Regions from separate parts of the Mus musculus genome. Here region 1 is linked to region 2. A link is a loop called in an ENCODE intact Hi-C map of the cell type or tissue named here. Cell type or tissue: gastrocnemius. All regions are shown on one strand. Each heading gives the region's core, and the rest is flanking DNA. Links, peaks and the distances in the headings are about the cores only. Region 1 holds the start of Itga9 (integrin alpha 9). Region 2 overlaps Vill (villin-like).

Region 1 (15,063 bases), core at 3,643-11,642, 470 kb after region 2:
TCTTCTGGAGATTCCTAAGCCACCAGGACCCACTCCCACCACACCCCTTGTTTCTCTGCTTCCTGCATGCTGCTGCCCTAGAGTTACATGAAGTGGTCCCCAAGAGCAGCCTGGCCTCCTAGGGGCCCCCCGGGGATCTGGGGCAGATGGCCAGCCCGCGGTGGCCCCTGGAAGGCAGACAGCCAAGTAACTTTGCTTTGGCGAGAGCGAAGCTGCGTCTGACTGCCCAGGGAGGACAGGGACCCCAGGGACGCCCCGGGCCTCGGAGAGCAGGCCAGGATGTCAGCGTGGCCGCCCGGACATTTAAATCGGCCCCGCGGGAGGTGGAGTGGAAGAGGCCGGAAAGGCGGCGGCCAACTTGGGGGACCACGGGGTGCCCACGCCAGGGTCGAGGATCCGCGGGAGACACTTACCAGCGCGTGTTGTCGTGGAAGTGCTCCAGCACCGCGTAGCCGAAGAAGGAGCCTGAGGGGCCCTGGAAGCGTACCGGGCGCTGCGCGTCCAGGTTGTAGGCGCCGGCCGGGACCCCCGCGGCCACCAGCGCCAGCAGCAGCGCGCGGAGCCCTCCGGCGCCGGTCCGCGCCGCAGCCGGGCCGCCCATCCCCAGCCGGCCGCCGCCCTGCGCCCTGCCCCGCGATCGGGGCTCCCGGGACACGCCGCTGCCCGGGGCGGGAGCCGTACGCTCCGAGTCTAAGCCCGGGACGCGGCGATGGGCTACAGCGAGAGCCGGAGCAAGGCCAGGGACGGCCGCCAGCGCCCCGCGTCCTCTCGATGCCCGCCGAGAGGTCTGCGCTCTCGGAAGGAGCGGGTCCCGGGCCCGGGCGGCACTGGACTGCGGAGAGGCGCGCCCGCGGGGTGGGCGGCCCGGGCGGCCCGGGCGGGACGGGTCCGCAGCGCCCCCTGCTGGACGCGGTCTCAGGCGCACCCCCGGGTCCAGGTTCTGGACCTCGGTGAACTGCATCCTCTCAATGTCCTAGGCTCTGCTGTGTCCAAGCTGGCTGGGTCTCTCTCCTTTTGTCTTACACTGAAAGTCTCTCTCTCACACACAAAGACCCAAAGCTACCCGAGCCAAGGATGGGTAAATATTCTGGCCCTGCCCATCTGGAAGCTCTTCTTCAGAGGCAACCGCTCAAGACCGCCAGTCAGTTGCTGTAAGAATTAGTCATGTGGAAGAGAGCAGAGCGTTCTTCCATACTCCCTGACCTGGCCAGCGCTTTCCAACTTGGCAGACATACAATACAGCCAGGTGTGCTCCCCTGTATGTGGGAGATTATGGTGAAGTATACGTTGCATAAAGTTTACGTCATAACCTCATTTTGGTTATGTGATCATCAATAGCTCATCTTGCAAATTAAATTATACATAAATTTAACAAGCACGCCCAGCCCAGTCCAGCCCCCGGCAAGTTTCATTTATCCCTGACTCTATGAAGTTGACTATTCCAAGTTTAATGTTATTGTTGAACTAACTCTTTACTCTGGTAAAATCACAACCCCCTCCCCATCCCTTCCCACCCTCTCCACTTCCAAAGTCTCATTCATACTAAACACACACGACGCCTTTATCTTTTTCTTTCTAATCAGGCTTATCCTTACAACAACAGTCAAAGCCTAGGGTAGGCAAGGTGGGGTGGGGGGGGGGTGCACATTCCAGAGTTATCCACTCGCCAGCAGTCTAAACACGGGGATCTTTACAGGTGAAGAGCCTCTTCCAGCTGTCATCAGAAGGGCTGTGACAAAGGAAGCCAGATCACCGCTAGCTTGGGAGCTGGAGGGAAGGGTCCATGAGGTAAAGAAGCCAGGCAGCTTCAAAAACTGGGGACAGAGAAATGTCTTCTCCTCTACCCCTTCCAGGAACGCAGGCCAGCGAGACCCATGACCTGTCCAGCATTGTTAGATGATCAATGTTGCTGTCTTAAACCACTGCAGTCAGGTAATTTGCATAGCTCGGATGCACTACTGCTGTCTTACTTGTGGTCAGTATTGCTGCAATGAAACACCATGTCCAAAAGCAAGTTTCAGAGGAAGGGGTTGATTCAGCTTGTACTGTTCATCATGGAAGGGAGTCAGGACAGGAACTCAAAACAGGGCAGGAATCTGGAGGCAGGAGCTGGTGCAGGGGCCATGGAGGGGTGCTGCTTACTGGCTTGTTCCCCATGGTTTGCTCAGCCTGCTTTCTTGTAGAACCCAGGACTATCACAGTTAGGAATGGCACAACCCACACTGGGCTGGGCCCTCCCTCATCAATCACCAATTAAGATCTTGTGGAGGGAAGCATTTTCACAAGCAATGCTCCCTCCTCTCAAATGACCTTAGTTTGTGCCATGTTGATACAAAACTACACAGCATAAGTGCTATATCCACCTGTCTTAGTTTACTTCCTGGGCTGTAAAGCAACACTCTGATCCAGAGCAACTTGGGGCAGGAAAGGAAGTATCCCAGCTCACAGGTTAGTCTCACAGGAGAGAGACGGGGCAGGAAGCCATTACAGGTTAGTCTCACGGGAGAGAGACGGGGCAGGAAAGGAAGTATCCCAGCTCACAGGTTAGTCTCACGGGAGAGAGATGGGGCAGGAAGCCATGCCAGAGCTGAGGGAGAAATCATGAAAGAACTATGCTCTTCACGCTGGCTTGCTCCTCACCCCCCCCCCCCGCCATGCACGGCTAGCTTTATATATGGCATAGGTCACCTGCTCAGGAACTGGTGTCACTCACAGTCGGAGCCCTCATTCACCAGCTAACAACCATGCCCACAGACAAATCTGATGAAGACAATTAGTTGAGATTCCCCCCCCCAGGTGATTTTATGTTGTATAAAACTGATCTTAATGCTTATTAATATGGTACCTTAAGTTATATGTTAAAGTGTGTGTGTGTGTGTGTGTGTGTGTGTGTGTGTGTGTGTGTGTTCCTCAGTGAAAGAGCTATAGATTTTTAGTGAATTCTTAAGAGGTAAGGTAGACTTTAAAAGGTTAGGAACTGGGAGCTGGAGACCATGCTCAGAGGTTAAAGCCTTTGCCACTCTTGCAGAGGACCTGAGTTCGACTCTCAGCGCCTACATATTGGTTCACAACCATCTGTGACTTCAGCCCCAGAAGATCCTATGTCCTCTTCTGGCCTTCCCAGGCACTAGATGCATGCTGTGCCCATACACATATGCAGGCAAACAATGATACACTTAAAATAAAAATAAGTGAATCTTTAAAAGAGTTTCAGGTCTGTTGGTCTAAAACACACCAATTACAGTCTTTAAACTAAACATCAAAGTTATACTGGTTTAAAAAACACACACACACACAAACTGTTGTATTGGCCTTTCATTTCAGGGGTTTCTAAACATGGCCATACATCAGAATCCAGGGATTAAAAAAACAGATTTGGGTCTAGAGACACTGGCTCAACCACTAAGAGTGTGTGGTGCTCTTGTCGGGGACCCAGGTTCAATTCCAAACCCACAGTGTCCCATAACCATTGGTAACTCCAGTTCCAGGGAACTACCTAAAAGTAAAATAAATAAAACTATAAATTCACAAGCAGTGAGCTGGGTTGGGTTCACTAAGGGGTAAGGCCCAGCAATCGTTTGTTAAGCATCAGGAGATTACGAAGCCCTGCCCCTGGGAAAGAGACCCCCAATCTGTATTGTGGTTCTGGTCATGTGACATTATGGCAGGAAAGCCATAGACTCTGAGATAAAACACATGGAGTTACTTTCCAGGTCTGACCAGTTGTCCTGTCGTAAGTCAGCGCGAAGATGATGCTAACAAACTGGCAAGCCTTTGAAACACACCGATGAACTGTTGGCAGCATTTTAGAAATTGTAAGGTAGGATGGTGATTAGTTATTCGTGTTATCGGACAGCAGCAGCCAGCAGTGAGCTCGGTTTCCTGCCTGTCGGAACAAGCTTTTCTGTCTAACGACAGCGATGGTGTGATGGTGCGTCTGTGACTCTCAGAGGGAGAAGCATTGACTGTCACTCTCGGTTCTGAGTGCAAAGCCCATCACAGCAGGGGAGGGAGGTAGGAGGGTGGGCATGGCTTGCGTCCTCAGAAGCACACAGCTGGGACACACAGCAGGGATGGGCTATAACACCTCTCAGCTGGCTTTCCTTTCCCCCTTTTAGTTTATTACTCTTGAATCCCAGCCTATAGGATGGTACTGGCCACATTCACCCCAGCCAAACCTCCCTGGACGCAGACATGTCTATCGGTAGGTCTCCTTGGTGACTCCAATGAGACCCATCCAGTTGAGGATGTAGATGAGAAACACAGGGGAAGCATTCTTTTCAAACCTTCCCACATGGGAGACAGATTGACTTCTTGGCGCTATGCCTTTTTAGAAACTGCACCTTTTGTCCAAGAAGACAACTCAGTGTTCCTCTCCCTTTGCACCCATAGATTAAGGCCGTTCTCATCTTAAAAGCTTCCTTTTGCAATAGATGGTGGTTAATAGAGACTCACAAGTCAGAGCTCAGAGAACAAGAGACTGTGCGGTGCTCAGCCCTAAATGGAATACCTATTCCCCACTTCCTTTCTCCCCAGGGCTCAGGAATCATCACGGAACGAAGGGTGGAAAGACTGTGAGAGCCGGAAGCAGTGGAGGGCTGCTGTAAAGCCCTGTTTTCTGGACATAACAGTTCACACGCGCTTCTGGTGGCTGTGACTCCATGCACAGGCCCTGGGCAAGATCAAACACAGGCCCAGCACTGATGGGGGTGGGGCTTACAGTCCCCACCCCTAGCTGATGGAGGAGGGGCTTACAATCTCCACCCCTAGCTGAGGAGCTATTGGCAGCAGCTGGCCACTGGAGGAGGGAGTTCATTTTCTTCAGACTGGTGACCCTGGATAGGATGCCCAGGCTCTAGCAGTTGTCCCTATACACAGAGGAGGAGCATATAGTGAACTTAGTGGCTTTATAGAGAAGCATACAAATTTGAGAGGGAAGAGCCGTGTGTGTGTGTGTGTGTGTGTGTGTGTGTGTGTGTGTGCGCGTGGGGTGGGAGCTGCCAGCCTGTTCACTGTTAACTGAAGAGCTGTGTGTGGTCCTTGTGTTTCTGTGTTGGGATTAATCCAGGATCTTTGCACACCTAAGCACATATTCATCTGTGAGCCGCATCCCATTCAATCTTGTTATCGTCTCTGTCTTTACTAGTACTGACAAAGCCTTGCTACATAACCCAGATGACCCTGAACTCTCACGACTCCTTCTGCCCCGCCCCGGACGCTGTGACTTCACATTTGGCCGCCATGTCCAGCTCCTCACCACACTCTGGTTGCTTCCTTTAGGTTTGTGGTTAATATGGCTTTGATCACATAGGTATGTGGACGTTGCAGCCCCTGTTTGCTCTCTCTCCGTGTAGCTTATTTCCATAAGTTTTGTAAGCTTTGGTTGCAAATTCATGTTCCTTGGAATTTTATCTTTGTTTGGAATATATTTTTCCATAGACAAATTGTGCTTTTTTCTGGGACTGGCCTGGGCACTTCTGATCTACCTGTGCTGTGGCCTAATGTCTGGTTTATATAGGGACTGATAGGTAGATGACAGATAAGTGATAGATGATCATAGGTAGATAGATGATAGATAATAGGTAGGTGGATGAATAGGTAAGGAGGTAGATGAGCTAGTAGATAGTATAGTGATAGATAGATAGATAGATGATAAATAGATATAGATGATAGATAGTACACAGACATAGATGATAGAGAGATAGATAATAGACAGTAGACATATATAGTGATAGATAGAAGACAGATAACAGATATAGATGATAGATAGATGACGGATAGATGGATAAACAGATATAGATGATAGGTGATTGATTGAGAGATTGATAGTAGACAGATATAGTGATAGATGATAGGTAGTAGACAGATATAATGCTAGATAGATGATAGATAGTAGACATATATAATGATAGATAGATTACAGATAACAGATATAGATGATGGGTAGATAGATAACAGATAGATGATAAATGATAGATACATAGATATAGATGATAAGTAGGTAGATGAGAATGACCCCATGATTAGGTAGGCAGATATAAGTGACAAATGGATAGATGACAGAATAGATATAGATGATAGATAGATAGATAGATAGATAGATAGATAGATAGATGACAGAGAATAGATATAGATGATATGTAGATAGACGATAGGTAGATATCACACAACAGAGACTGGTTTGTGCACCTGAAGGCTGCCTTTCCTTTTTTTTTTAACTTACATTCTACCACGAGTCACAACCCAAACAGGAAAGACTTAGTCATGGTGTTTATCACAGCAATAGAAAACAAACCAGAACAGCTTTGGATGTTCTTTCAATGGAGCAGGCTATCCCAGTTCACTTCCTAAGGAGTTGGTCTTGATCTGGGGCCCTTAGTCCGATGGTCTCCCAGACTCTGCATTCCCAGGCAAGTGTGAGGTAGATCCAGACACGCCCATGGCTGGGGCTGACTCTGTCACTCATTTGTCCCCTGTGTGAGAAATTTTCATTATTTTTAGCCTCTGAATATTATCTTCTTACCAGCCAAGCTATCTCTTGCTCAGTTTTATATTTAATTCAACAATTTGAGGTGTTTTGTAGGAAGAAAGAACTCTAGATATCTGGATATTTACTAAGCTAAAAATACCAAAAAAGGAAACCACTAATTTTTTTTCTTCTTTTTAATTGGATATTTTACTTGTTTACATTTCAAATGTTATCCCCTTTCCCATTTTCCCCTCTGAAAACCCCCTATCCCAACCCCCCATCCTGCTTCTATGAGGGTGCTCACCCACCCACCTACCCACTCCTTCCTCATCACCCTAGCATTCCTCTACACTAGGCCATCAAGCCTTCACAGGACCAAGGGCCTTCCCTCCCATTGATGCCAGGTAAGGCCCCTTCAGCTCTTTCAGTCCTTCCCCTAACTCCTCCATTGGGGTCCTTGGACTCGGTCCAATGGTTGGCTGCGAGCATTCACATTTGTATTGGTCAGGATCTGGCAGAGCCTCTGAGGAGACAGCTATATCAAGCTCCTGTCAGCAAGCACTTCTTGGCATCAGCAATAGTGTCTGGGTTTGGTGTCTGCATGTGGGATGGATCCCGGGGGGGGGGGGGGGGGGCAGTCTCTGGATGGTCTTCCCTTCAGTCTCTGTTCTACTCTTTGTCCCTGTATTTCCTTTAATCAGGAGCAATTCTGAGTTAAAATTTTGCAGATTGGTGGGTGGCCCCATCTGTCAACCAGGGGGCCATGCCTAACCTCTAGATGTGGTCTCAACAGGTTTTCCCTCCTCTTTATGGGGTATTTCAGCTAATGCCATCCCCATGGGGTCCTGGGAGGCTCTTGCTTTCCAGGCATCTGGGACTTTCTGGTAGCTACCCCCAGTTCCCCATTCCCCATTGCTACACACCTCTGTTCAATTTCCTGGCCCTCTGTACATCTCCACCATCTCCTCCTATACCTGATTCTGCCCCTCTTTTTCCCCTCTCCCTTCACTCTTCCTCCCAAGTCCCTCCCTCCCTCTACTTCCCTTGATTATCTTGTTCCCCCTTCTAAGTAGGACTGAAGCATCCACTCTTTGGTCTTCCTTCCTCTTGAGCTTCATGGGAACTACTATATTTTATGTCATTGAACAATGTAATCACGTTTGAACCCCATTGTTTATGAGGAAGTTCGCATAAGTCTCCAATTCTGTTTGCATGTCTGTATGTTTGTGTGCATGCTTATAAATGTGCTATGTACAGGTGGAGGGCATCTGGGGGGGGGGAACAGAGGACAACCTTTCATGGCACCCCCCAGGCACTGAGCATCTTCTTTTTTGAGGGTCTCTCACTGGCCTGGAACTGTCTAAACAGCCTGGGCTAATGAGTCTCAGACCAGTCTCCATCTCTCCAGTTCTAGAATTGCAAGTGCTGGGTTTTGTCATTTGTTTTATGTGGGTCCTGGATGTGGAACTCAGGCCCTTGTGTTTGCAAAGGTGAGCACTTTACTGAGCCATCTCCCTGACTCTCATTTCAAATCCTCAAAGAGTAGCCAGAGTAAATGTGGGAGTCTGGGATGGGAAGGGCAGATCAGAGTTATCTTCATAAGCACCTCAGACCTCCCTAAAAGAACCTCTTCAGAGTTCGGGTTCATCCACACGAGTCGGCTCATCCTGTGGATCCATCCTGTCCTGCTCATGGGGCACAGAAATCCCAAACCCAGACAGGTTTTCTTCGGCGTTCGTCAAAGACCTTGACAATTAGATCATGCAGACACACACTGCAATCCATAGCGTAGCCACTTGCTATTGGGGTCAGCACTTTCAGTAAGTGTATTATCCAAGGATAGCACACCATCTGCAAGCAGACACCTGTAGCATACACAAGTGAAACGTGAATTCCTTGATCTGATCCCAGGCAGGTCTGTTAACTAAATTGCATCTATAAGCACACAGCACATAAAAAGGAAGCTGGGCTTTTACTATGTTTGCTGTATGTGGTGGTTTGAAGGGGATGTCCTCTGTAGCTTCGGGCATTTGAGACCCTGACGGTGGCACTGTTTGGATGATGTGGTCTTGATAGAGGGCATATGTCACTTGGGCAGGCTTTGAAGCAGCGTTTCAGGTTCTCTCTCTCTCTCTCTCTCTCTCTCTCTCTCTCTCTCTCTCTCTCTCTCTCTCTCCTTGATTTAGTTCGAGATAGGAACCCTCAGCTTCCTGCTCTTACCACTAAGTTTCTGTTCCACCATCATGGAACATTATCCCTCTGGGACCATAAGTCCAAATAAATCCTTTCTTCCTATAAGTTGCCTTGGTAATAGTGTTTTATTACAGTGATAGAAAAGTAGGACCCAATGGTGGCAATTATAGTCGAGACTGTCTGTCTATCTATCCTTTGCATTGTCCAAATTGTCTTCAGATAGTCTACCGTGATTGTAGAAAATGGCTGAAGCCACTGGACCAAATGGAAGCCTTTCATGAAGAGAAAGCAAGCCCTGGCATGGTGGTGTACACCTGCAATCCCAGCTGCTCAGGAGACTGAGGCAGGAGGATTACTGTAAGTGTGAGGCCATCCTCTATGTAGGGAATTCCAGGCCCGTCAAGGCTACATGCTAAAACTCTGTCACAAGATGACCGGTGAACAGAATGATGAAGGATGGAGGGAAGCGTTGGGCTCGTTGCACATGGAGCATCTGTGCTCCACCTGAGAGGAAAACTTGGACCTGGATGGGCAGCAGGCACAGGTAGATCTAAGAACAGCCACAATTACCAGTGTCTTGGCCAGAGTCCTGGAGTCTATGGATGGGCTAACTTTGCAAGGAGAGCTGAGGAAGAGACCAGCCAACACCATGTGGAAGAAGGAAAATGGTCAGAATCCAGATGGCACCTCAGGGTATTTCCAGAAGAAGAAGAAAAAGAAAAGAAAAATGTCTCCCAGGTCACTCACGGGGCCATACCTCCCCTCTGAGTGACTGCTCGGTGACTAAATGCACTTGTGAAGGAAGCCAAGCCTTCAAACATCACCTGACCTAATTTTATTTTTTATTCACAGGACAAATGAAACTCCCTCATGCTTTTGAAGTGTGATAAGTTCAGGAGGGTAAACCCAGCGTCGCCAAATCTTCCACTTGAATAGCAGTAAATGCTTTCCCACTGAGGGATTCAAAAGCCGAAGTCCAACTATTGGGTGTAACTTTTCCAACCGCTTTCCAGGCTCAATATCTTTTTCTAGAGAGCCACATCTAGTGAATCTGCTCTTGGTAACTAATACCGGTCTTAGAATAGATTCACACACCTTCTTAGATGATAGGGTTAAAAGGCAATCCTCATTGTCTTTTAAATAATAAAAGCATATGACTTATCATAAAAGTCGTGTGTGTGCGTGCACACGCGCTTACTTTACAATACTGTGAAAATGTACAAATGGTTTACTTTTCCACTTAGAAGGAAGTACTCACTACCTATGTAAGAAATTCTGCCCTTTGCTATAAAATAGGTTGTGTTGCACGATTTTGCTCAGCCACAGGCTAATGCACGCGCTTTGGGGTGTCTAAGGCGGGAGAGGAGGGGCGCTAATCTTCAGATACCAAATACGTCAAAGGCACCTTCCTTCCACTGAAGGAGTTTTCAACTTCCAAAGAGCCGCCGGTTTGTAATCGCATTGCATCTTGTAGAATGTGTAGCTTTCCAGACGATTGACCATGGTGAGTAAGCATGATCCTGGTGGCCTGGCAGGCATATTTGCCAGCTCCGGCTGGCATCACAAGACGCCACACAGTGCCCGGCTTAAACAACAGAAGTTGAAACTTTCACCTCTGAGATTGAGGTGCCAACAGGACTTGCCAATGGCTGCCTGCTACCTTCTGGTATGGTCCTCTTTGTGATCTTTCCTTTGAGTTGCATGGGACAAAGGACAGGAGGGGAGGGACAGACTGCCTACTGGTTGGGCAGATCCAGAGTGTGAAAAACCATGAGTTCAACCCCCAGCACCACAAGGAAAAAAAAAAAGAGGAGAGGCCACCGGAGTGTGTGAGGGCATCTCTTCTCACAAAGGCACTAGCCCTGCTAGGTCAGGGCCCCGCCTACAAGGCTTTAGTCACTTTCTTACTACAGGTGTGATAGTGTTGGTATGTGACCTTGAGTAGATAAGCCCTGCAAGAATCAGTCTCTTTGTTTGTGAACAAGGCATCGTGCTCATTAGGAAAGCACGCCACAGAGCGGTGTCTGGAAAGCCACTGGTAAGTACGAGTCTCATGACAGACGTGTTTCTATAGCTGTCTGAGCCAGGTGACACAGAAGCTGAAGAGACTATTTCAATGCTCTGCGTTGTGGGACTCCCTCTGTAGAAGGCTTGATGCAGATATTGACTGAGAGACTTAAGACCTGAAGCAAAGTCCCAATTATTACTGACTAGGCCCAGGACTCGCTGCTATACCTTACTTAAGCCTTGTAGAAAGATGGTGTCTTCAGCTCCTCTGTTATGAAGGTTTTAACAGAATAGATGCCCAAACCAGTCTCCCAGGAGAGCAGCTGAGCACAGAGGGCTGTAGTTCTAGTTTAGTTTCTGTTGCTGTGGTCAATGCCATGACCAAGAACAACGTGGGGAGGAAGGATATACTTGTTCTACAGGTTACAGCCCATCGCCAGAGGAAGCCAAGGCGACAGGAGCTGAAGCAGAGGTCACAGAGAAATGTTGTTTATCAGCTTCCTCAGCTGCCTTTGTTTCTACCCAGAGGCAGCATTGCCTCCAGTGGTCTGGACCCTCCTATATCAAGCAGACTATGTAGAAAATGTCCCCATGATCCTGCTCAGAGGCCAGTCAGATGGAGGCAGTTCCTCAGTTGAGGTTCTCTCTTCCAAGGTGTGTGGACCTGACAGGTGAAGCTAACAATAACAGAAGGTGCATCATGAAAGACATTGTGGGGCCGGGAGCCGTCTGGGAGGGCGGTAAAGTGATTGCTGTTAAACCATGACTAAGCTCAGATCCCCAGATCCACACAAAGCTGGGTATGGTAGTGCATACCTGAAACCCCAGTGATGGGGAGGCAGAGACAGGGGGGACCCTTGAGATTTGCTGGGCAGTCAGTTTAGTCAACTGGTACATTTCAGGTTCAGTGAGAGACCCTATTTCAAAAACTGAGGAGAAGAGCGATAAGGGAAGGCAGCTGATGCTGGCACCTCTGGTCTCTAAAGGCATGTGTGTGCAAACTCTTACACGTGCATACATACAAACACACACACACACACACAAATATTTAAAGCATGAACAACTGACACTGTGACTACTTGTCCAAGCTGCAGAACAATTTGACCTCATGTTGCCACGAGTTTCCCAACGAATGGCCAACCCGAGGCTGACGGACAAGGCCCACGCACTCCTCCTTCCCAGCATTATCTTATCTAAGTGACTTTCCTGACAGGGACATGGTGAGATTATTTTTAAAATAAGCTTTTCTTGGAGTTAATTAAGAATTAAAAACATCTTTTGGAAAGTACCTAGACAGCCCAATTGTGCTTGTTTTTCTGTCTGTATCTGAGTATCAGGTCCCCCCACCTTGTGACAAGTCACTAGGCTCCGGCACATGGCTGTACTCTGCTTCCTGAGCCAGTTAAGAGAGGCAAGCATCAAAGTTGCAAACCAGACAGGAATATAGTTCAGTGGCATAGTGTTTGCTTGGCATGTATAAGGCCCTAGGTTTTGTACTAGAAACACACACATACACAGTTGCACACTAGCCTATGGCATGTGTATTTTGCACACAAGGACTTTCAACAGCTGAGAGGCTCTTCCTGTCCGCACTCTCCTTGTCTCCAGCTTCCGTTCATCTTGTAGGAATGAGCATCAGTCACAGCCTCTCCTCCTACAAGTCTTGGGAAATGAGACAAGACATAGTTTTAAGCCATCGTCATGTGGGAAAACTGGAAAGGAGCTTCTGGGAGAAATAACGCCCTTAAGATGCCCTGGAATATGGAAGGCGGTAGAATCTCGCTTTAAAGGAATCCCTGTACTGAAGCTCGCACAGGAGGGACTCTTGCACAGAAGGGGAACATCGGAGGGGTGTCAGGACACTGGGAACTGAGGTGGGGAGGAGCCACGTTCAGATCGCTGTGTGCAGGACTAGGCCCTGTGCACCATGGTGATTCCCCTCCTGAGGAACATGATGAAGCCACGAAAAACTAACTCCATGGAAAAGAGCTCTTATCCGATACACGGCTCACTCCTGAAGAAACAGAGCTAGTAGACTGAGCCGATCTGAATAGCACGCTCAGAAAGACACAAAGTCACCACATGCCAACATGATGTGTGGTCCTCATCTTAGAGACTGAACAATTAGTAATGGGGGCGGTCAATAGACGGGCTCAGTGAGCAGTGGAATGAACTGCCAAGTCACTGTATGACAGTATCAAGACAAACGTGTCTGCCACTCTTTTTACTGTGACAAGACCAATGGCAAGTCCAAGCACACGAGGGTTTGTTTTGGCCCACAGTTTGAGAGTGTAGCCCATCAAGGCAGGGGCAGTGTGAAGGCAAGAGCTGGTCACATGGCCCACAGTTTGAGAGTGTAGCCCATCAAGGCAGGGGCAGTGTGAAGGCAAGAGCTGGTCACATGGCCCACAGTTTGAGAGTGTAGCCCATCAAGGCAGGGGCAGTGTGAAGGCAAGAGCTGGTCACATGGCCCACAGTTTGAGAGTGTAGCCCATCAAGGCAGGGGCAGTGTGAAGGCAAGAGCTGGTCACATGGCCCACAGTTTGAGAGTGTAGCCCATCAAGGCAGGGGCAGTGTGAAGGCAAGAGCTGGTCACATGGCCCACAGTTTGAGAGTGTAGCCCATCAAGGCAGGGGCATTGTGAAGGCAAGAGCTGGTCTCATGGTCACATCCAGCCCCCGTCAGGAAGCAAAGAGAGCCAGACCAATGTGCCCTGCTCACTTCCTCCCAATTCTGTCAGGGACCCATGGGATAGTGCCACCCACTTTAGGATGGGTCTTCCAACCTCAATCTAGAAACTCCCTCAAAGGCATTTAGGACTTTCTCCTGGACAGTTCTAGATCCTGTGACAATATTAGCCGTCACACCAAAGAGAGCTCCCAGGATGGTAACTCAGGTTTTTAAAGTATGCAACAGAATTCCTGAAATGTAGAGTACTAACAGCAATCTGCCAGAATCAAAAGCTTTTACTCTTTAGACAGAATGAAAATATAAACCAGACGCAGAGGAAATCTTAGCAAAACATTTTATAACAAAAGGCTTCCTTCCAGAGTCTGGGGGGACCCCCAGACTCAACAACTATTGAAGTAACTCATGGGATGTTAGATTTGGCTATGAAGCGTCCTCTCTCATCTCACAGAAAAGGCTATGGCTCAGCCGCTGAAGGACCAGTCACGGGTAACATTCTGATGGCTCTATTACACGGTGGGATTGATGGGAGCCAAGGCAGCGTGTGTGCAGGCAGGTCAGAGAAAGACTTTGTGGAGTCAGACCTCTCCTTCCACCTTGCTGAGTACAGAGATCCAACTCAGGTTGCCAGTATTAAGCGGTAAGTGCCTCTACCCCTCGGAGCCAGCTCGCTGGCCCCAGGTTATACTCAGTTTATTACATGGAAGTTGCACCTTGATGTGGCTGTTATTGCAACGGTGTGCTGTGCGCATGCGTACGACCTCGCCCATCTGCCCACTTGCTCATCTGCCGTCTCAGTTTGCAGAACCTTGGTGTACACAATGTGACAAAGCAGAGCCTGAGCCAGGCTCTACCCCATGCTTGCAGAGCGCGCCTCATTAACTGACGTGGCCTTTCAGAGCCAAGGGCTTTGGTTCTGGTTTTGTCTTTAAAAGTGAGCTGGGTCAGGATTAAATGGCAAATACCTGCAGCAGAATGCAGTGGGTTCTTATAAAGCGCAGTCCACCACCCTTGTAGAAATGAAAGCATCCATACTTCCGGTCTCCCCAGTGGTGCCGCCTGCCTTTTTATCTGAGGAAGCCAGCCTTCAGTCATCCTAAGTCCAGAGGTGGAGAGGCAAAGCTGTTGAAATGCTGACAGGCCTGCGGTCCCATGTGCTCTGCATTAGCCTGCCTGCCTCTGTTTGTTTTTCTTTGTGTTAGACGCTTCCAGTTCTCGTGTGAAAGGTTCAGACACATAATAACCTCTTCGGCACTCCACTCTAGGCCCCTTCTGCAAGGCTTGACTCTTGTTGGCTTCTGACTCTTGTTGGCATTGTCTTCCTAGGAAGGGCACTGGGGACCTTTGCTGGAAGTGTTAGTGTGTAAGCTTGATGCACATGAAAGGTGAGAGCTGGGAGGGATCTAGCAGCATGGAGTGGGCGGGCTCAGCGGCAGAGTGGGCGGGCTCAGCAGCAGAGTGGGCGGGCCCAGCGGCACTCCCCCACGTGGTTCTGTGAAAAGTGTCTGACTCCTGAGGCTGCAGAGGTCTGGGCAATGCCATCAGGACCTCTCCCTTAGGACCTGGGTATTGGATATTAAAGTTAAGAATAAAATCACACTAAAGTGGAGGTGTAGGCCTTTTTAAAAGGGGGCTAGAGAGAGGGGGCCAGCAGTTAGAGCAGGTACTGTGCTATAAAGGACCAGAATTTGGATCCCAGAACCCAC
Region 2 (15,063 bases), core at 2,222-10,221:
CCGGTGCGGCCCAGGGAACTGTTAGGGGCAGGTCGCGGTGGGACCCGGGATGGAACCTGGAGGGTCTTAGCCTAGTTGTCACCTTTTCTCTGCAGGGCTCTGTGCAAAGGCTGCCGGTGTCTGGAGCTGGACTGCTGGGACGGCCCCAACCAGGAACCCATCATCTACCATGGCTACACTTTTACCTCTAAGATACTTTTCTGCGACGTGCTCAGGGCCATCCGGGACTACGCCTTCAAGGTTGGCCATGCCCGTGGGAGTGAGGAGAGGACACAAGGGGTGGACCGTCCCTTTTAACTCATCTTGGGGCTTCTAGGCATCCCCCTACCCAGTTATCCTGTCCCTGGAGAACCACTGCAGCCTGGAGCAACAACGAGTCATGGCTCATCACCTGAGGGCCATCCTGGGGCCCATGCTGTTGGACCAGCCGCTGGATGGGGTTACCACGAGCCTGCCTTCGCCTGAGGTAGGGAGTGGTACCCTTAAGGTGAGGAAGTGAACCTGGCTTGTAGGCCTATGTGGGTCTTGACCAGTCTGTCCGTACATCCCCAGCAACTGAAGGAAAAGATTCTGTTGAAAGGGAAGAAACTGGGCGGGCTGCTACCTGCTGGAGGGGAAAACGGGCCTGAAGCCACCGATGTGTCTGACGAAGATGAGGCTGCTGAAATGGAAGATGAGGCCGTGCGCAGCCAAGTGCAACACAAGCCCAAGGTTCTAGGGGAAGCTGTGGGGGTGGGGCGACCCCGGGCCCCTCCCACCCCGTTACCCACGGGACTTGCCTTGCCTTGGTTTTTCTGTGGCTGCCATTCAGATCCTCTGCCCCCTCTCTCCGTGTCTCTCTCTCTCTCTCTCTCTCTTTCTCTCTCGCTCCCTCGTCTGGGTTTCTGGTGCTCAGTGCCCACCTTGTCCTACCCTACCTATGGCTCTAACCTGGGCCTCCCCGCGGCCCCCAGGAGGATAAGCTAAAGCTGGTGCCGGAGCTCTCCGACATGGTCATTTACTGCAAGAGTGTCCACTTTGGTGGCTTCTCCAGTCCTAGCACCTCTGGGCAGGCATTCTATGAGATGGCTTCCTTCTCCGAGAGCCGTGCCCTGCGGCTGCTGCAAGAATCAGGTGAGCCCCTGTCCCTGCAGACACACGATCCTGGCCATCTGGACTGGTTGAGGCTGGGCCTGCCCTACGTACGGCCCTGCAGGGTCCCAAGTTGGCATTCCCAGCGTTGTGTCCAGACAGAGCTGGTGGGGTGGGTATGTCCTTAGCCCACCCTGGCCTTCTCTGATGACTTGACTCCATCTGTTCTCAGGAAATAGTTTTGTCCGCCATAACGTGGGCCATCTGAGCAGGATCTACCCAGCTGGGTGGAGGACAGATTCCTCCAACTACAGTCCCGTGGAGATGTGGAATGGAGGCTGCCAGATTGGTACGAACCAGCTGGGGTTGGAGGGAGGTTAGAGAAAGCACTTGGCCTTGATGTCCACAGCTGTGAAGGTCACAGGATGCGAGGTCTGGGGGGGCCTGAGAAGGTTTGGATGCGGGCCAAATTACCCAGCCAGCAAGTCTGTGTCTGGTGTGAACTCCAGCCCTTTGAGTTTCCTTTTGGGGAATGAGGTCACACCTGTCACTCCAGCACTTTCCGGGGGAGGGGGGGGAGTGGGTGGGTCAGGAGTTCAGGGTTATCCTTAGCTACTTAGTGAGTTCAAGGCCAGCCTGGGCTACATGAGACCCTGTCTCAAACCCCCCAGAAAGAGATTGGGGAGATGACTCAGTCAGCAAAATGTCTGCCATAGAAGCAGGAGGTCCTGCTTGGGACCCCGGCCCACATGAAAGCACAGGGTTGATGACAGGCAATCTGTAATCAGCACTACTGAGGCAGAGAGAAGCTGAGCTCCACTCACTGGCCAGCCAGCCAGCCCAGAGGATTCAATAGGAGCCCTGTCGCAAAAAAGATGCCAGGCCTTTGGCCTCCGCAAGTATATGCAAATATGCATGTGCACACACTCTCGTGACACACCTATATTATACACAACACCACACACACACACACAAAGAATGTGGTCAGTGTGGTGGGTCAGCTAGGATGCTGGAAGGCAGGAGACACTGGACCATTGGATCCTGCTCTAACTCACATGGGAACCCAGATGCTAGTGCACTCTGAGTAGGAGGCTAGGCTCTAGGACTCTGGGGCCAACCCACAGTTGATGACTGCTCTGTTCCACCTGTAGTGGCTCTGAACTTCCAAACCCCTGGGCCAGAAATGGATGTTTACCTTGGCTGCTTCCAGGACAATGGAGGTTGTGGGTATGTGCTGAAACCGGCCTTCCTGAGAGACCCTGACACCACCTTCAACTCACGGGCCCTGACTCAGGGGCCCTGGTGGGCCCCGAAGAAGCTCCGAGTCTGGGTATGGCCTGATACAGGGGGCATGGCAGCCTGTGGAAGTCCCTTCCTGCTCATTGATGTCCTTGAACGCTCATTGTCTCCGCCTTTCCTCAGATCATCTCTGGACAGCAGCTGCCGAAGGTCAATAAGAATAAGAATTCTATCGTGGACCCCAAGGTGATAGTGGAGATCCACGGTGTGGGCCAGGATGTGGCCAGCCGTCAGACAGCAGTTATTACCAATAATGGTATAGTATGCATTGGGCCTGGGTTAGGTGCGCTGGTGCTGTTGACTTTGCTGCTCATACGGTTTTTGCCTTTCTAGGTTTCAACCCACGGTGGGACACGGAGTTTGAGTTTGTGGTAGCAGTGCCTGACCTTGCCCTTGTACGTTTCATGGTAGAGGATTATGACTCCTCCTCTAAGAACGACTTTATCGGCCAGAGTACTATCCCCTGGAACAGCCTCAAGCAGGGTGAGTGTTGGAGGGGAGGAGTCTTCAAGGAGCAGTGGGCGGAGCCTGCCAGGGGCAGTGGGCGGGGCCTGGCTTCTCTTAACCCACAGCTCACTCATCCTCTCCCAAGTGACCAGAACTGTCCTTTCCCACTAGGGTACCGCCATGTCCACCTCTTGTCTAAGAATGGAGACCTGCATCCATCAGCCACTCTCTTTGTGAAGATCTCCATCCAGGACTAAGCCTGGGGGACTGACGCAGTCCGCCCTGAGTGGGCGGAGCTGTGTCCACACCTGTCTGGCAATGTTGCACCTCTGGCGCGGAGCTTGAGGCCACTGAACTGCCTTCAGCTCTAACACATCGCCTGAGCTTCTACTTCTCTGGGGGTCCAGGAGCAGTCCAGTCCCCGGAGTGGTCTAAAATTCCGTTAGGAACAACACTGCATCTCTCTCCCTACCCCTAGTTGACTTTAGGTTGTGAGTTTTTATATAAAAAAAAATAATAATCACAAGATAAATCCTTCTAGTCTCTTTACAAAGACACCAGGGAGTCCCTCAAGATCTACATGCATACCTCTTCTGACCGGAAGCAAGCAGTCAGAAGGAATCCTTTCCACGGAAGACGGTGTCCCAGAGTGCCACAGGGCCCTGCCACTGAGGAGGGGACTCTACCAGATGGTGGGGCTCGAAGGCACACAGGCACACGTGCCACACCCGATGCCAGCCACTGGCTTTTATTAGGAAGTGGGAGTTACCCCAGGAGGAATTTCAGGGTATGTGGCACAGGGTTCCCCACATCAGAAGAAGCCCAGCTTCTTTTTCGCTTGCTGCTGCTTCCACTTGGCCATGCTGTAGAACTCCTCCTTGGATTTCCCGAAGATGTCTTGGAAATCAGAGTCTGAGAGATAGAACTAGGGGTGGGAGGGTAAGAGTGGGTGGAGAGGGATGGGGGTGGGAGGGTACAGTGGGCAGGGAGAAATGGGGGTGGGAGGGATAGGGGTGAGAGGGTGGGAGTGGGCGGGCAGGGATGGGGGTGGAAGGGTAAGAGTGGGCGGGGAGGGATGGGGATAGGAGGGTGGGAGTGGGCGGGGAAGGATGGGAGTTCCTGGAGCCCAGATTCCTGTCCCATCCCGGAGGTGTCATTCATTCAAAACTTCTCCGGTCTGCTCAGAGTGCATTATGGGACAGGATCCTGTGGGATTCCCCAGTGCAGTTAGGTCTAGTACCCACCTCCTTACGGGCTGGGTCCACACCCGGTGGCAGGTCCTCCAGTGCCTGGTGCATCAGCCTTTCCCGGGGCAGGCTCCCATTGACCATTGAGTCACTGCAGCTGCTGGTGTGGTTCATGCTGGGGTTTGCGCCATCCACCCTGAGGTCCAGCCCCAGCTCATTCTCTGGACTGTCCTGGGAACCCTTGAAGGCCTGCAGTGCCGGGTGACCTGCCTTGTTATCACTCAGCCGTGGAGTTAGCTGGAAGTTATGGACTTCCTGTCCAGAGAGAAGCCTCAGGGTCCAGGAGAGAGAGGACAGGCACCCACCCAGACCACATTGAACCCACAGGCCTCTTGGCATTGTCTGAACTCCTCGATCTGGGAGTCTGGGCCCTCGCTCCTACGCCTCACACCTGTATCTTGTTCCCTTCGGTCTGAACGCAAACCCCCTGTGGGGCTGCCAGGGAAACTGTCCAACACTTACTGCTGTCATCTCAGAGATTGCAGATCCCGGTCCCAGGCTGTTCCCCACCATCTCCTCGTAGGACTGGCTGTTCTGGGGTCAAGAGTTGGACTATTATCAGGACTGGGGTAAAGGAAGGAGCTCCCCTGAAACCCAGGAAGGAGCCTAAAGCCCAAGATCAGGTTCCCCTCCCCCTGACTCACAGGAGGTCCTTGCCCAAGGAGAGGCCTCTTCCAGTGTCACTGCCACCCCCACCCCCACATACACACCAGATTAAGCAGAGGTGGGGCATCACGTCTCACCATCCACTTGTAAGGGTCCCAGGTGACAAACCACCCGGTAAAGGTGGCTGGCTCATGGCCTTGCTTGACCACAAAGATGGGTGTGGCCAGGCTCCTCTCTGCTGGGTGAGTCCTCAGGTACTCAAGGCCCCAGGCCACTGCTTCTTTCTTCCATTCACCTGCAGCTTCCCCAAGCCACAGGAAGATCTGGGCCACAGAGGAGGCCTGGGCTTGGACAGGTGGAGGGACTGCTTGTGACAGCCACCTCCTCCCAACTCAGATGGCTTCAGAAGCCCGCATGCATATGCATGGCCAAGAACCCAACACGTTACGGTGTCCGTACACCCATGAACACTTGAGGTCACAGGCATGCATGCATGCCTGCATGTATCTAATCTATAAATAGGTATGAATCACTAGGGTGGGCTTGGTACTAAAGACTCAACGGTAGAAAGAACACAGGCTTCAGTCCCTAAGCCAGGTATTGTGGCACATGTCTTTAATGACAGATGGCACGGGCAAAGTGGAGGCAGGAGAGTCAGTTCAAGGCAATCCTTGGCTACAGAGAGAGTTTGAGGTTAGCCTGCACAGTGTGATTCTCTGCCTCAAAAAGGGGTGGGGGCTACTATTCAGTTCAAGTGCTTGCTTAGCAAAGCCCTAGACCCCAAGTACCACGTAAACAGGAGGGGGTGGGCTAGGTCTGTATTCCCAGCACTTGGGAGATGGACTCAGATCAGAAGTTCAGGGTTACATAGTTAGTTTGAGGCCATTCTGGGCTAAGGGGGTGGAGTCAGGGGAGATGATTGGTCAGAGAGGGGCTGACTGGGCAATGTGGTGGGCTGTGCAGTGGGGGAGAGGGGGTGGAGTCTGGGCTTGGGTTTCCTCTGAGATGTCCTCAGGGCTCAACCTTATCCCAACAGAGACAGTAGCATACACAGTCACACACGACCACGCACACACTCACATACACACGCACACGCTACCACACACAATGACATGCGCACGGTATCGCAGCTGCAGAGACACTTTGCCCGTTGCCATAGAGCCAGATAGCTGACCACAGCCAGTTACTGTCATCTAATGTGTGCACATAGACACGTCACATCTTGTTACCTGTCACGTAACAATTTCTGGCTGGTCGTGTATACCATCTCATGGGCTCACAGAATTCTACAGACTCACAAATGCAGTTGCTCTGTCACACCAACAACCAACCCCATGTTCCCCCTTTTCCTCTCACACAGACACGTGCACACACAGTTACAACTGGTGTGGCCAGTTCTTGTTCGTACTGGACTATACTGGACTGCACAACTGCTTGCATGGTCTGGTTACCCACAGCCGTAGCTACCCAAATGTGCAGGTTCAAAGAGTCCCCTGTGCTACCCAGTCAGACCCTCCACATCCTGCGGTGCCGTGTAGCTAGGCAGAGCCTCAGTCACACACAGCATCATGGGGCACACAGCATTACACACAACACGCACGGTCACAACCACATACAACCTGACTCTATTACACCCGGACTCTGAGTCCACGGCAACAATCAGTCACAGGCTAGACTCTCCTTCACGCCCAACCACACTGATGCACACCCTGAGTTCCCAGCCCAGCCAAACAGGAGTGGCCACTTTACCTCCTGACAGGTGTCTAGTAACATGATGTCATACTTGTCCAAGTCCTCTTGGCCAAAGAACAGCACTTCCGTGAGGACCAGGCAGCCTGCGTGACTGGAGCACTCGAACAGTCGGGGCTGGATGCTCCACACCTCCTCGGGAAGCCTGTCCGGAGGAGGGGCTGTGAGGGGGCACAGTCTGGACCACACTGGCCCTTGGCATGGGTGCTCTCCCTACCTCAGGGAAAGCAGCTCTTTGGGACAGGAGCCCTGGGCCTTCCTCTGCCCTCCACCTACCTCAACTTCCTTTAGGAGTACCTGCTCCAGGGCAGGGTCCCTTTCCTTCAATGGTGACCGAAAACCTGTCAGCTGCTGAATGAAGTCATCAGGGTTGGCACTGGGGAAGGGGACTCCTGGCCTAGTGTGGATCATTGAACGGAGGCCCTGCCTTCCCTAGAATGGGAGTCCCCTAAACTTAGTTAAGTCAGGAAGTGGCCTCAGGTCCAGGGTGGAAGGAGGGGACCGAGGCTGGGAGCTAATGAGACTTGGGTGGGCGGCAGGGCCCAGGGCTCCTTCCTTCCTTGAATTTTTACTCTGTTCTTACCTCCTATGCATGCCTTGACTGGTTAGGGATCACCTTTAGTGGCAATGCAGGGAGTGGATTCTGCCAGCAGAGGGCACCATTTCTCCCTGTTAGCCCTGACACTGCCCCCCTTAACGTTACCCCAGGGCTGGAAACAGCAAGGTAGGCTTGACTCGAATGGCCCCTGCAGGAGGAGGACTAAGAGTCCCGCAGATTTAGTCCAGATCTCTGTGTGACCTTCCACTGGGAACGTCCTTAGGAAACCTGGCCAGAGGAGGGCTCACCTTCCAGCCTCAATTCTTCCTCAGAATAAACATATTCTCCCCTGATTCTGTTACCTCTTGTTACTGGGATAGGGGGCCCGGCCTCCGAGGGCTTCCCAGAAGTAGAGAGGCTCCTGACCCTCCAGCACTGTCTCCTTGTTATTCCCTGGGAAGACACTGACCACCGTCCGCGCCATCTCACGTTGGTCCCCATGACAGCCCTGGCAAGCAGAAGCTGGGTCAAGCTCTACAGACCTTCACCTCCAGTCCTATCCACTGGGTCCTCTGGGGAGCTGCACCTGAGCAGAGGGAGGCACCTCTGGGGACCTCCCTTTCAGTCCCCCAACTGTAACCCTATAGCCCTATCTGGGTTCAGAACATGGTTGAGAGAATCTAGGCTTGGAGTCATCTGTGGTTTATGCTAAACATAAGAAAACAAACCAACATCAACAACAACAACAACAACAACAAAACAATCAAGCAAACTAGACGAGGTCTCCTTTTCCCAGAGATGCTTGGGTAAGTCCCCAAGCAGGAAGGGAGGCAGCCAGAGCCAGGCTATCCTACCCTGAGGAACCCCAGTCCCCTTGTGACTATGTAACTTCCCCAGATCTATCAGGGTCTTGGGCCACTCCACACCACCCACAGCATCGTCTCCACTGGACCATCTCTGTGGACTAAGTCTGCAACTGTGCGGAGGGGAACCCATCTCTGGCCTAGCACCACCTTCCCAGGGGGAAGTCACTGGTACCTTCCCAAACCAGAGATAGCAAACATGACTTGTGATCAGAAAGAAGACGTCACCAGAAGTGAGGGAGGAGGCACGGGCCGGCACCTCCATAGTTCTGGTGTTGTGGCTCTCGGTCCCTTGCACGTGGAAAAGCCTGGTGTCGGATACTGGTGGTCTTTCCCCTTTGTTGCCTGCATTCCCCTAGAAGAAGGCAAAGCCTCAGGTTGAGTCAAAGGCTCCTGGGGTCCCCTCCCTGTTCTGGTGGTGAACAAACTAGCACTGTCCCCTGGCCCTTTGAGTGTGGACTGTTGCCGTCCTCTATGTGCAGGACAGTGAAAGAGACCCCTTCAAATTAGACTTGTCTCCCATCTCAGAGGGCCCAGAGCACGGTTCTGCCACCATGATATACAGCCTCATCTAGGCATGGACTCAACACAGCCAGGGACGACAGCAGCCCTGAGGAGAACCTAAACTGAACCCTTCCTCCCGTTGAGTGGCTTGTGTCAAATAGTTATTTTGATTATGAATGTGTGCATGTCTGCACGTGTGTGCATGTGTATGTGTGTGTGTGTGTGTGTGTGTGTGTGTGTGTGTGTGCATGCGTGTGCGTGCTCATGGACCACAGGACATCAGATGTCATCCTCTGGAATGCTGTCCACCTCCTTGGAGAAAAGGTCTCTCACTGGCCCGCAGCTCACCAATTAGGCTAGACTGGCCATCGAGCTCCAAGAATCCATGGAGCTCAGATCACAGCACCCACCCTCACACGCAGCATCTTACGAAGGTGCTGAGATCACACTCAAGCTTTCGAGGCAAGCCCTCTACCAAGTGAGCCCCTCTCCAGCCTGTGACGAAGGGATGAAAGGTCTGACATGGGCTCTACCTGGAAGACCACCAGCCGCCCCTGGAAGATGGCTAGGAAGTGGGGAGGCTCACTGCCCATGGTCACATGCCCCTGCGCCAGTGCACCCTGGTGCATGAGGTCCAACTCTTCAGCACTGCAGTTCAGGGCCTTGGTGTCTTCTACAGTGCTTTGGTGGCCCTGCAACAGGGAAGGGGACAATGATGGTTTTTGGGTTTTTGTTGTGCCCAGGGTTTTCCTATCTCCTCCACTTCCTCCTCTTCCCCTCCTCCTCCCCCTTCTCTTCCTCCTCCTCCTCTTCTTCCTCCCCCTCCCCCTCCTCCTTCCCTTTCTCCTTCTCATCTTCCTTCCCTTCCTCCTTCTCTTGCTCCATCTCATCCCCCTCTCCCTCCCCCCTCCTCCTCCACTCTCTAGCTCTTGGGCTGGAAGGCAGGTGGGCATACCTGCCATAGGTACAGGAGGTACTGGACACAGCCCAGTTTCTGGTATGTGTAGAGGACAAGGTAGCAGTTTCCTGAGCACAACTGGCCATAGTACTTGGGATGTACAGGCTGTCTTTGTAAGTCCTGGATGTACCACACCTGAGGAGCAAGGGACCCGTGAGCATAGATGAACCTTACCTGCAGCAGCCTGTCCACCTACATCTAAGCCAGAAAGCATTCATTGGCTCATCTGTGCCAGCAAGCAGCTTGTCCAGGTCTGTGCCTTCTGTGCTTCATACCGGACCTTTGAGTGACCCTTTCTCCCACAGACCTCACCAACCTCATGCTGGCCTGCTCTCAGCCCAGACATGCATGCTGTCCCTGGGAGAATCAGGAGGAGGGCGAGAGGCTATAAGATGGATCCAGTTGCTGGTCCGTGGCCATCTCGGTCTAGACCCCACTAGCTGTATCCCTGGTTAGGGGCAGACAGCACCCTCTTCTCATTCAGAGGCTCTCTGCTCAGCCCAGGAGACAGAAGTAGGGTTGAAAGGGAGGCTGTGGCACTCTGGAGGGAAATTTTCTTTTTTCTTTAGAAAGTCATCAACAAAATTCACAAATAAAACGAAAAACCCCTAAACAAACAAAATCCAAGGCTGGGGGTGTGGCCCGGGTGGTGGAATGCTGGTGCAGTGTGACAATGTCCTGGGTTAATCCCCAGCACCTCCCAGACCTGGGATTCCACCTGTGGAAGGAGGAGAGGAGAGGCAGGCGGGATCAGCAGTTCAAGGCCGGCCTTGACTGTGCAGTGAGTTTGAGGCCAGCTTAGGGTATATGAGACCTGTCTAATAAAGCCAACATGCTGAAAATGGTGTCGCCTGCTCACATTTGTCCGAGTGATGTCTTGTTACTGTGGGAGCCACACCTCAGCCTTAGAACCAGACAGAGCTGGTAGAAGCTGGGCGTCTGTGCATGTTGGTGTGTGACCCAGTTCTTCCCTCCTGTAAGCTAGAGGGTCACAGCACCAACCCCTCTGTACTTCAGTGGGGCTGGAAACAGTACTTCCTGTCCTTCACCAGCACTTACTGAGTGCCTCACCAGGAACTTCCTCTCTCTCTGCCTTGCCTCCCCTCCCCCTTCCCTCCTCCATCTTTTCCCATCCACCCCTGCTCACCGTCCACATAAGGACAAATGTAGGCAGAGCTTCTACTTTCTCTGACCTCTGCTTACCTAGAGAAATTACAGCTCCCAGCACCCCCCACATTCCCAGGCACACAGCAGTCTTGTTTCCGCCGTCTTATAGCATCCCCACATTAGCTTGGGGATGAGATTGGACCATAATTCCAGCTCTATGTTATGGATTTAAAAGCAGGCTTGAGAGAACGAAAGGATCTGCCTTATATGTCAGTGTGTGCTCCTATACTGCACGATGTTTGCAAGTCAGCCTCAGCCCCTTCAGCTTCTAGAACACTGATCTGGGGCCAGAGGAGGGGTTTGTGACTGTGTGTTAGGGGCTAGGAGTGCTTAAGGCTGTGATTTGTATGATTGTGTGCACCTGTGTTGGCCACAGGGCATGGTCCATTGTCCGGGTGTTGTCAAATTGCATGTCTCTGAGTGAGTGATTTGTATGACTTGGTGTGACTGTTGGAGAGAGAGCAGGCATGTTTCTATTTCCCTGAGTATATGCCTGGTTGTGTGTGGATGGGTATGTACAAGTGCCTGGGTCATTTCGGTCTGTTGAGACAGTGTCTCATGTAGTTCAGACTGGCCTCGAACTCTCGATAGTCCCTCCCACAGAGTGTTGGGTTTACCGGCATGGCCGCCCCTCCCCCTCCCCCGTCCACCCCCAGTCATCGGTTCTCCAGGCAGAGTCTATCCTTGTGTGCACACACCATCACCCGCAAGCCAGTGCCCTCACCTCCACCTTCCCAGAGCCGTCGTCCACCATTCTGAGCTGGGCCGCGAGCTCAGGCTGGGTGTGAAGCTTGCCTACCTCCAGGTTTCCCTGCACCAGTTTACCTGCATGTGGAGCGGAGAGTCAGTGATGTTCTTCAGGACCACCCGGCCGAATCACTCCTCACCCATCTCACAGGGTCCCGGACACACCCTCTTCCTTCTCATCCTTAGGGGACACACCTCGCTAGTCCTGGTTCCGGTCCCTCTTGCCTCTCGCTCCTTCTAAGTCCCGCCCATTCACCAGGCTCCACCCCCGCGCCCGTGCCCCTCCTCTTGCTCACTCTTCTCTGGGTGTTTTTTCCTATCTAGCTCCTTCGACCAAGACCAGAAGAGCTGTTGGAAAGCTGTGGACTCCGCGCCGTCGTTCACCACCTCCACATTGGTGTAGTTCGGGTAACCCTTGGCCTGGATGAAGCCCTGGGACACAGCTCTGTCAGGCCTGAGGCTCAAAGGCCCTTGGCTGTGCTCCATCCCCAGAGACACCCCCAACCGTGGCCACAAGGATGCCCAAGCTCTGAACTGAGTTAATTAACCAAACTTGTGACCCATTTAACAAGCTGGCTCCTGCACTGTCTGACTCTCCCGAGGCCCCTGAGGGAAGACAGGGACTCCTCAATCCAAGCCTGGTGAAGGGCTGGCCATGACAAACCCTACAGTCTCACAAACTTCCTCTACCCCCACCCCCAAGGCTCTCAGGCTCTCAGGCCTCAAGGCAAGGCTAGTCCTGCACACATGGCGCTTTCTGTGTTAGATATCTTCCCTCCCGATCGAGGTTTCCAGGGCAGACACACTCACTTTCTGACCCCAAGACAAGGGTCCCTCTTCTTGGAGACCCCAGGATAAAGATGTTCCAAGGGAGAGCCATTTTATCCCTTAGACCCACCTCCCTATGCCTCCTGCAGGCTATCCTATGCCAGCTCTAACCACAGGCTGCCTCCCTGAAGGGTCCCAGGACCTCACCACAGCCCTGCTGAGGGCAGCCTTCTTCTCCTGGGGGCTGGACTTTCGTCCCTGCCACATGTAGATCTTGAAGCCACCCTGGTCCAGGAGATAGCAACCCTAGGAAAAAGGTTGTGAGTCTGGTTGGCAGGGGCTGGGGCCAGGAGGTAGGGATGGGTAGGGTACTGGGCTAGGCTTTCCTTACGTCCTCTTGCAGGAGGTCCTGGGTCAGTGGGCGGGTCGCCAGTTCCTGGACCACCAGGTCTGTCCCCTTCTCACAGACACTGGGGGGGACATGTATCCAGATGTGGACGGCTAGTCTCTCCTTGGCCTGGTGCCATCCCAGTGCCCCTGACCTCCTCTAGTCTCCTGGAGACTTAGGTAGTGGGGTTTAGGTGGCTCTTCACAGGGCCTCAGTCTCCCCATCTCTGCTATGGGTTTTTCTCATCAATGCTACCACATGCCATGCAAGAGTGCATATCATGCAGGCCCAACACTGCACATGACCTACCCCAGAGACCCACAGGCTTTTACTGGAAGCTTTTGTAGAGGACCTGTTATTTCAGTAAGGACAGACACATAGCTGTGACCCTCACTCTCCCTGTGCCCTCCCTCCCCCAGTTCTGCTCACTGGTAGAGGCGGACATTGGCCTTTTGTAGCTGGCTAACACTGTTGCTGGGTACAGAGGGACACAGGCTGCCTGATCTGCAGCCCAGCACAGCCTCCATGATGCGCAGAAGGTTGGTGGCTTCATTCTCCGCATCTACCACAGCAATTTGGGCACGGCCACCTCGCTCCCTGTCTCTGAGGTTGCAAGTCAGGGTCAGAGCCTGCAGGAGAGGAGCTGGCAGTTAAGACTTCCTGGGAGTGGCACCTGGTTCCACACAGCCCAGGTCCTTCCTGTCACTGCTTGGTGCCCATAGGCACAGGGGGAGGGACAGGAGAGCTGGTGTCATGCCATTCTAGTGCCTCCCAGGGACATCACCAGTGGGGCATCTGAACCTAGCCTGTATCTAGTAGACGCCCTTTGGGTGGAAACAGAGAGCCCAGCTCCCTCTCTTGGTGGCCAGATGATGAACACTTAGAGGTTATCTCTCCCCAAGCCCTGTACTCCCAGTCCCTGAGGCAGACACTGACCCGTGCTTTCTCAGAAATGCTGGCTTTGGGTCCATTCCACTGGATCATCACCTTGCCCAGGTCCAACAGGAAGATGTCCCCCTTGTTAAAGCTGTTCCAGGACAAGGCCACCTTCCAGAGACAGGAGAGAGAGGTGGAAGGGAAAGGTGTCAGACCATCAGCACCGTGGGAAGGGGGAGGGAACAGGGCAGGGGGAGGGAGTAAGGGAGGGGGAGGGAAGGGGACAAAGGATGGGGAGGGGAGAGAGAGAGAGCAAGGCAGGGCATGTCATTTGTATGCATGAGTCTGTGTGCAGCTGTGTGTTTGTGTGTGTGCACATGTGCATGTGTATAACCACACATGACCTTCCATGTGGTTATCCAGAAGTGGGTAATTGTTTATCTCTGTATGAACGTGCAGATCTACCCGTATAGTACACATCACGTCTGATAACAGCCTATGCACGTGGTGACTGTGTGTAAGTGTGGTGACCGTGTGCAAACCAGCATACGAACAGTTGTTGAAGCAAACACATCTGGACGACATCCTAAAAAATCTCAATGGCAAAAGAGAAAAACCCCAAACAGTCTAAATGTCCATGTCCGTGCACTGTGGGAATGATGGTGCAAAGTCTGGCAAGGGCCTTGCACCATGGAGCTGCCTTAAGCCTTGTTGGCTGTAAATGTACAACTTCAGGGTCACCAGCCACACTGTAGATGACTCTGCGCTGCCTCAAACGCTGGCCGCCTGGCAGCAGAATGTCTTGTGCCACAGTTAATTTCCAGGTGCGTGCAGGTATAGGGTGCTTTGTGTTGATTTATGAAAGGGCACTCGGAGGGGGCCAGGGTGGCTGGGGTGGGTGCCTATGCCTGAGGAGGAAGGATGTGTGGCCAAGAGCGAGGCTCCGCACACTCCCAGCCTGCTGCTTACAAGGACCCAGCACATCTGCCTCGTGCCCAAGTTCTTAAAGCATCCATGAGACATGAGCATTAGGAAAGAGACGGCAGGGGACAGAGGTGGGGCTGCCTTGTGCCTCCTTGTGAGGTGGGCCATCTGGGGAGCTCTAGCTCATTGCTCCCCATACTTCCTGCCTTCTCTACTTCGGGATACTTAGCCTGGAGTCTGGAGGTCAGTCCGTGTCCCTGGTTGCCCTACCTCAGTGGCAGACACGTGCTTCCTTCCCCTGATGTGAAGCAGTCGCTGGACATTGTACATGTTGGTCTCCGCAAACTTGAGAGCAGAGTCTCTGCCTCCCTTCCTGTAGCTGAGGAAGGGACAGGGAAGAGAAAGCTTACCTCCTGCAAGGACAGGTGTGGGAGTGAGCATGTGTGTGTGTGTGTGTGTGTGTGTGTGTGTGTGTGTGTATGTGTGGGGATCACACATGTCTGTGTAGTACATGTGAGCACATGTATGCATGAATACATAGGTACATGAGACACAAATGTGCGGTGCTAATTAGCATGTAGAACTGTGTAGACTGTGGTATGTTGGGGGATTTCAGCCATACTTTCCCCAGGTGAGTCTAAATGCTAGCACATGGAAGAGCATGTCTGTGTGGTGGATATGAATATTCAGGTATGCATGCCCATCTATAGGTCAACATGCATGGGGAGGTAGGTATGTGGTCTTGCACATACGGGGTGGCATGTGTTTTTGCATGTACACACAGACTTGTCTGCACTACACACAAATATTCTACTCAGCGATACGAAATAAAAATGTCTTGGCAATCAGGTTAACTATTGTCAATCTCAAAATGTGACAGTTTAAAAGAACGTTTGATGAGAAAGTAGACA

What was found. Hi-C counts contacts between places; a loop is a spot of excess contacts. Peaks named below come from ENCODE experiments on the same cell type or tissue, not always from the same donor. Only the 100,000 strongest peaks of a DNase experiment are listed, where the experiment ranks them.
Region 1: it touches region 2 in a loop (2.5-fold over the local background); 5 of 42 quality-filtered maps call a loop at or near these places.

What each region holds. Positions count from the first base shown.
Region 1 is chr9:118,592,466-118,607,528 of GRCm38, reverse strand. Itga9 (integrin alpha 9) reads right to left here and starts at 820. Exons shown (of 28, transcript NM_133721.2): 1 at 414-820. The coding sequence starts at 601. In gastrocnemius, for the core only: no CTCF peak of the experiment used is centred there; DNase peaks (open chromatin) are centred at 6,934 and 10,206.
Region 2 is chr9:119,059,813-119,074,875 of GRCm38, reverse strand. Vill (villin-like) reads right to left here. Exons shown (of 20, transcript NM_001164567.1): 5 at 14,423-14,531; 6 at 13,289-13,399; 7 at 12,782-12,981; 8 at 12,356-12,434; 9 at 12,172-12,270; 10 at 11,493-11,628; 11 at 11,174-11,274; 12 at 9,280-9,417; 13 at 8,858-9,016; 14 at 7,996-8,175; 15 at 7,320-7,465; 16 at 6,420-6,564; 17 at 4,808-4,993; 18 at 4,527-4,598; 2 more. The coding sequence ends at 3,629. It overlaps Plcd1 (phospholipase C, delta 1), which reads left to right. Exons shown (of 15, transcript NM_019676.3): 6 at 1-3; 7 at 96-240; 8 at 317-466; 9 at 553-711; 10 at 954-1,113; 11 at 1,304-1,420; 12 at 2,223-2,401; 13 at 2,494-2,626; 14 at 2,704-2,853; 15 at 2,989-3,349. The coding sequence ends at 3,074. Among named protein-coding and RNA genes, the nearest start is that of Gm51697, 7.7 kb to the left of the region's middle. In gastrocnemius, for the core only: a CTCF peak has its summit at 7,069 (motif pointing right); DNase peaks (open chromatin) are centred at 4,496, 6,637 and 7,069.